3 separate regions of the Mus musculus genome follow, and all the other regions are linked to region 1. Evidence: chromatin loops called from intact Hi-C (ENCODE). Cell type or tissue: left cerebral cortex. All regions are shown on one strand.

The links. Hi-C counts contacts between places; a loop is a spot of excess contacts. Peaks named below come from ENCODE experiments on the same cell type or tissue, not always from the same donor. Only the 100,000 strongest peaks of a DNase experiment are listed, where the experiment ranks them.
Region 2: it touches region 1 in a loop (8-fold over the local background); 2 of 42 quality-filtered maps call a loop at or near these places.
Region 3: it touches region 1 in a loop (8-fold over the local background); 4 of 42 quality-filtered maps call a loop at or near these places.

What each region holds. Positions count from the first base shown.
Region 1 is chr6:36,205,858-36,208,357 of GRCm38, forward strand. No RefSeq gene overlaps it. Among named protein-coding and RNA genes, the nearest start is that of Chrm2, 180 kb to the right of the region's middle. In left cerebral cortex, no CTCF peak of the experiment used is centred here; a DNase peak (open chromatin) is centred at 1,024.
Region 2 is chr6:36,607,318-36,609,817 of GRCm38, forward strand. No RefSeq gene overlaps it. Among named protein-coding and RNA genes, the nearest start is that of Mir490, 190 kb to the left of the region's middle. In left cerebral cortex, no CTCF peak of the experiment used is centred here; DNase peaks (open chromatin) are centred at 1,237 and 1,474; H3K27ac peaks cover 616 bases.
Region 3 is chr6:35,595,792-35,598,291 of GRCm38, forward strand. No RefSeq gene overlaps it. Among named protein-coding and RNA genes, the nearest start is that of Mtpn, 57 kb to the left of the region's middle. In left cerebral cortex, no CTCF peak of the experiment used is centred here; DNase peaks (open chromatin) are centred at 194 and 1,433; H3K27ac peaks cover 698 bases.

The sequences.
Region 1 (2,500 bases):
AGCTTAGTCCCTTCCTTAGTCCCCTTTTCCAAATAAATAATAGTACCAGGCAAGGGTTTCAACCTATAGACTTAGAGAAATGCCAACTGTCTGTAACAATCACCTGCTGCCAGCTTAAGGTTCTTAACACGTAAGAGTCATATTGCCTTCCTCTTTCATGGACTCTCCTGTCCACTCAGATCCAGGGTTCCTAAACAATTTGTTGACCTCGTTCCAATGTTCAGTTCTCACCTTTGATTGTTTCCTGGGCGATTTCCAGGAGGTTTAGTGGTGCCTTGCAAGGAGCATCAGGGAGAAATGAGATTTGCTCCCTTGCTCTCACTGGAAATTGCCTTTCACTTTGAGGACCACAAAAAGCTCAGCTAAGTGCAGTGTGCTGGCATGAGCTCCTCACAATCACTGAAACAGTTCAAGTCCAGTAGTTTCCATGCTGTGATCTCAGACTGCAGATCCAGCTCTATCACCTAGCAAGACCTTGAGATAATATTACCTGCTAATAATATTGACTTATAAGTTCTGCTTTTAAGCTATTTGATTACTTAAAAATGGGCTCACTCTATCACAGTACAAAAAGGTAGAAAATTGCTTTTAAAGGGCAAATTGTGTCTTTTTACTTTTTATCTCCCCATAGGCATTGGAATGTGACTGGAGTTTCCTTACTAGAGAACAATTCTTTGCTTTCATTTGACTCTGTCTCCTCATTTCAAAATCCTTTTAAATTTATTCAATAAATTAAAACATCATTTGTGTATGTATGCAAATGTTTTAACTGAATTCATTATGCTTGGAAAGAAGTGACAATAACTATTTTGACTTATTACTTTCTGTCTGGTTATGATAATCAAACATTCTGTAAGGAAGAATAAAAGCACTGTATGCCGTAGGTGGTACAAATGAGCAGGAGAAAGAGCTTCCAGAAAGTCTCTTCCAAATAGAGAATACTTCCCTCCCCTCTTCCCACTCCATCCACAACCATCCTCTACTTTTAGACTGTTCCTAAACCAGGAAGTAGAAGTTGTGAGTGGGAAGGGGTGGGGAGTGTGTATGTGTAACCAACAAGGGAATTTATTCTCTTGATGAATCATAATGATTGTACTATAATCACATCTTCCCACATGCAGTCCTGAATTCCTATGCCAGCTTTCAACTCTCTTTGCAAATGGACGAACTGACTCCTTCTGTTGCCTTCACCAAATTTGTAAGCAAGATGGGATAATCAGAAAATTAGAGTTATAAAGAGCCTGGAGATATCAAATCTTAGCCTCTCGATGACAGAAAAGAAATGGAAGACCTAGAACAAGTTGGGAATCTCTGAAGTGCCCACACTTATCAGAGACAGAGCGAGGGCTAGGACTGACACAAAGCCTATGCTCAGAAATTCATTTGACAGAACCAGGATGCTTCATTTCAGTTATACCCACTGTGGGCTGCTGTGCTTTAATATGCTGTATTCAGTGTGAGCAGGAGGAGAGAAGGGTCTTTCTGGTGTTTAGGGCTTGACAATGACAGCAAAGAAAGTGTGCCAATGGATGGATGGCTGCATCTGCAACAAGTTATGCACTCTGAATTCTAATGTCTGTAAGTGTTACTCACCAGTATCACCTCTACTCCATCTTGCCTATCCTCCAGTTCTGATGATAGAGGCCCTACAAGAGTTTGTAAAGATAGTTTTGCTTTTATGTTGAAAAAAATCTTTAAATCATTGAAATAAGATAGATTATCTTAGCTGAACAGAAAGAGTCAACATCCAGACCAAGAAAGTTCTCATTCTCTCTGTGTCCAGATCTAAAAGAGGCCTTGCCATGTAGAACTTCTAAATTTTTTTGAATGACTCCTTGAATTAATGTTTCATCTTGTAAGGACACATTCATCCAAGGGTTTGTTTAATAGAACAATGCTATCAGTGTAGGTGCTATCAGAGTGATTGATTATAACGACATGTCCAAGGCTATTAAATGATTCATACATTGCAGAATATTTGGAAACAGATATCCAAAAGATAGGAAACCTATGTTTTAAACCCTGAATGACCACTGGAAGACACAAAGATTAGTAATAGATAAATTAATTGTTAAAAAAGTATCTTCTATAAAGCAAAGGCAATATAAAAAATGCAGAAGACACACCAATTCATTCTGATTTCCATATGGACCTGGATGTAATCTGGGTCTGAATGAATAAAGAGGAGTCAAGAGTTGATAAGGTTTGAGTTGCAGCTGTCAGGGGTAAACTGGTTGCTGTAATATGTGAGGTGAATAGAGACGATGCAAAATAGCAGAAATGCTGGCTTGGCCCATCAGAGAGAAAAAGAATTGACCCACATTGGAAAATTGGAGGGAAGTCTATTTTAGAGTATTGCAAACTAGCAAGATCTGATGAGGAATAATTTGAATGGTAGAGGAAAAAATGGAAGAATAAACTTTATATAAATTGTCTGATCAGATATGGAAGAGTTTGGTTAGTTGAATAAGTTAGCCGAGGGAATGAAATGCAATGAGAT
Region 2 (2,500 bases), 400 kb after region 1:
TTTTTTACAAAATCTTTCAAGGCTTTCCTTGAATTGAGTTTAACTCAAGATGTAGTTATTTAACTGGGGCATCTTCCTTCTGTGAAGATATCCATTTTATTACCATGTTTACTAAAAGCAGAGGAAAGGGTTTTGCTTTGGGGATTCTGTTTTCTTTTTAATTTAAAATGACTCCCTCAAAAATTAATAAAATGATCTTCATTGCTGCTGAGTAAGAGTAGAAAAAAAAATGTTTGCTCGTTAAACATTTTCTCTGGCTCTGCAATGGACCAGACCAAAAAAAATATCTCTGTCTTCAAGGAAAATAACAATGGGTCCAACAGAAAAACCATTCACTCCTATTCACTCAGCAAAGCACCACTCAAGTTGTTCCTTTGCACCAAGAGACTGTCACACAGGTAAACCCACAAAGCATCCCTCGTCATGTCTATCCATTAGATGAAAAAGGTGAATACAGTGACATTAGTAAACATCTGAAAGTCAGAGAGCTGGCTGCACTGCTAATGATAAGGGATCCTGACTCCTGAGCCCAAGCTTTAAATAATATCAAACTAGATGCTTAGAGCATCCTTGTAGAAGCTCATCAGTAGACAAAAGGTAGGATGTGAAAAAGTGTGTGAGTGTGTGTGTGTGTGAGTGTGTGTGTGTGTGTGTGTGTGTGTGTGTGAGAGAGAGAGAGAGAGAGAGAGAGAGAGAGAGAGAGAGCACATGAAAAGACTTTATGGAGATGATTTAAGCTGAGTCCCCATAGATCACGTGAGACTTGGTCTGCTGGAGGAACAGGGAGAATAAAATGGAGAAAATATTCCAGAGGAACAGACAGTGTATGTCTTCCTCATCTTTGGGCTAGACGTAAATTCGAAGTAAGATATAGAATTAAAAGATGATCGTGAGGAAAAGATCCCACTGTGCATTAAAAACCATGCACCACCAACAGGAATATTGGACACAAAACAAATTCCGTTCATGAGGACAAACAAGCCAGCGTTGGATTACACTGAGGGCTGGAGGTGTAAATCACAGTGAACTGTTGTTCTCTCCTATGATGCGGAATAGATGTCTCTGGATTCTCTGCAGAGTTTAAAGTGCCTTCAAGGACTTTCTCACCTCCACCAGCTTATCCTCCAGCTTTATTTAGTCATCTTATCCAGTGACACTTGAAATATTGTCCTAATTAAAGCACTGACACTTTAGGGGTACTGTGAAAATTCTCCTGGAAGCATGCCCTCTTGTCTTTCTCATCATGAAACCAGGAAAAGGGTTTAGAGACTCATCATGTTTTGAATCTTTTTCAAGCCTCTGGTAATTCACAGCGTCATCTTTCCCGTGGATGATTGTCAGATCCGAGGTGAGGGATCACAGCACAAGACACAAAGGTCAACTTTTGTGGCATTTTTATGCTTTTCAAAATTTCCATAAGAAGATAAACGCTGAAGGATCAGTGGTCTAAACAGCTTGGACACCCACTGCTGCCTCACAGGCGTGTGAAATGCCTCCGTCTGACTCATGATTAGAGATGTAAAATTGTCATCTTGCTCAGGATTAGAGCTTGACATTAAAAGTATTTATAACGCTTGTGAACAGAAACTGTGGGCTTGGCAAAGCTTCGCTGGAAAAACAGAATTCTTGAGAAGAAATTCCTGCAGGTTAAAAAGGGTTCTGGGCAAAATATCTAAATATGGAGGGAATAGTCTAACTACTGTGACATCTTCTAATTATTTACACATATTTTTAAGAGTGCCTTATCTATTTACAAAGGAAAATCATTCTATGTTTCTTCTCTTCCTGTCCTGCAGCATTGTAAAACTATTCCTACTTTTTCTCTAGCTGGTAATCCGGTTGTTATATTGATATATACTGTGAATTTTCTTAAGTGGTTTAGAGATATTTATGAAATGCTTATAGACAGGCTGCTAAGTTATGTATCTAACCCTGAGAGAAATATGGTTTCTGTAAAATTATAAATAATGATAACTCTGGAATCAAGCAAATACTGCTATAACCCCCCCCCCAAAAAAATATGCAGGTAATGCCGTGTTCTTATTTCATGACTGTGGGGAACCTGGGCGTGAAATAAGTTGCCCAGAAGCAGAGGGAAAACTTAGTCTCTGAATTGCTGCGTGGCTCTCATTTTCCACATGTGCAACAGATGAGATGCAGCACAACCTAGCAATTAATATAGGAATTTCCAGGATTTTTTTAATAAATAAAACATAGAGAAAGAGAATCCCCATCAAACCCTGGTGATTTTACAGATACGTTTGTATTCGTTGTGTTTCAGACGTAGGCTTTTACTTAAAGAAAGCTCAAATACTTTTAGAAAGAAACCCAGTTAAATTTCCCAAGTCATGAGCTGGGCAAGATATGTTTGCTGATGTGACCGCTGAATCAGTTTTCACAAAGGTTTTTCAACTCAGTATTTGTTGACTGATAATGGCAGCTGGTTTATTTTTCTCTTCCAGCAAAGGGATTTCATATGACCACATGAGGTCATTTCAAG
Region 3 (2,500 bases), 610 kb before region 1:
CTATGTTATAATTGCTCGTCTCTCCTAACTCACTGCTGCCACTTAATGTATGAAGGTCAGAATGGGTTTCGTCTTTCCACACTAGTTCTTTAATGCAGTATTATAAACGGGGTTAGTCTTCCCCCCTCCCTGTCTCCTCTTTCTTCTGTGGAATTGAGGATATACTTCAGGTCTTTGTGCATGTCAGGCAAGTGTTTTGCCACTGAGCTCTGGCTCCAGGCAAAGTTGATTATCCTGAAATAGAAATTGCACAGATGATGTCCTTGCTGCAAACCCTTCAGTGATTCACTGCTGTACTGAGCGCAGTCTGACCTCCTACCCATGGACCTCAGGATCTGAGGAGCTGTGCTGTTCTTTCTAACTATATGTGTAGACTCCCCCCATCCCTTGAAAGACAGACTTCATTCACTCCCCCCTTTCCTTTCTAATAATGTCATGCTTTTCACATCTTAATGGTCTTTAACGCTCTTTTCTCAATCATGGAATTTCCTCTTCTCCTATGTTTGATCATTGCTCTTTAAAAAAAAAAAACAAAAATGAAAACAACAAACCAAAACACTAAACAAACAAACAAACAAACAAGCATATCAGTATTAGCTGAAATGACACTCCAAGAAGATCTAGTTTTGTTTGGCTTGGTTTAGTTTTGTTAGGTTTTGTTTTGTTTTGTTTTGACTATCTAATAATAAGGCTTCTATCATTTTAAACTTGAGCTTCTGGCTTGTTTCCATAACGGTATTAAGCACAATATGCAATCAACATTCCGTCATGGACGGGGAAGGGATTCACAGGAGCGACTTGCCCTGAGGATCTATGGAGGTTCATGGCCTGGGAACAGGGCCTCATTTTCTTCAAGGTAGTAGGTACGGGTAAGTTGTACACACTCCATTTAATAACCATACATCCATGCTTATGCATGCAATACTAATTAAACTCTGTGCATCACAAAAGGCAGAAAATTAAAACAAGCAAACAATAAAAGAAAAAATAAATATGGGGCAAGGGGAAAAAGGAAATGGGAAAAAGGAAGAGCAATGGGAGGACAGAAATACCCAGATATGGTAACATGATCCAAAATGAAACAAAAGCCCCACAGTAAGCAACAATGTACCCTTTTGGAGATGCTTCATTTCCTCCCTCACGTAGATGATTTTCTTCTTTAGATTGAAGATGTCAGGAAGAACATCTACCTCAGTACTTTCCTACCTCTGCCTCCTATTTTGGTACATGCTTAATTTGCCTTCGGAATGAATAAGTCATTGGAAGAGGCTAGTTCCTCTAAAGTCAGCAGATCAGCAATCTTTTCCTTTCTCTATTAGGACTGTTTTAATCATTTAAAGCCCATGGAAAGCAATGGTGAGCTTTTAGTGGAGCTGGCTGCCTGTCTCCGAGGATGCGCTTTCTTTGGAGCCCATGACACCAGACGGCTGAAGTCAGACTTCCGGGGGCAGTGTTATGAAACAATATCCTAGAATTGCCACAAAATTTCCCTTATATTATCTTTTGGCTGCTGGTAGTTTCATTAAGAGAGAAACACATTTTTTTCCTTGGGATTTATTGCAGAACTAACAACACTCTGCCTTCTGAGTTTTGCAATTACTGAACTTCTGTTTATCCCCCCTCCCGCCCCATGAATGTGGGCAGGAGACGGAAGGTTATTAATTGCGATGACATTCATTTCTAATATATTTCGAGCCCAGGTGGTATGGCAAGCATGTGCTGTGTTTTAATCATTAGAACTTGTTTGTCTCATTGGGCACGCTGTTGTCTTGTGCCTCTGGGCATAGTGTATTTTTTTCTTTCTCAGTTCTATTTTCTATTTTTTATCATTAGTTCTTGGGTTGTATGAAAGGTGATACTTGCCCAAGGTGCAAAGATTTTCATACATATTTTAATCATATGAAAAACATTTTCTTCACTGATTTTTTTTTTTTTGAGAAAAGCATCACTTAGGCTAAGATTATTCTATAGCAGCATTTCTTTATTTCCTTAATTTCATTTGGGGCCATAGAGTATCTAATCCAAGCATTAAAATTTGCATCTGTAAGATACAAACATGCCTGGATACATGTTTAGGAGTTACTAGATGTCCTAGAGTTAGTTCATAATGCTAATCTAAGAAATATACCATTTGGACTTTCTTTTTCAATCATTAATTCAGCCAGCCTTTGGGCTTTGCAATGTAAAATGTCCCTCACAGACTCATCTGTCTGAAAACTTGGTCCATAGCTAGTGACACTGTTTTGAGAGATTGTGAAGTCTTAAGGAGGTGGGACCTAGAGAGAGGGAGTAGACCCGTAGGGGTAGAGAGGCTTGTCTTAAAGTTACATCTGCTTCCAGCCTAGTCTTCTTGTTTCTAGAGTCTCAGAAACATAAGAAAGCTTCACTCACAACCCTGCTGACACAGCCATGAGCCTCCATGCTCTCAATGTGTTGTTCTGCTGGGACAGACTGTCTACTCAAACCACAAAAAGGAACCAGAATACATCCTTTTCCCTTA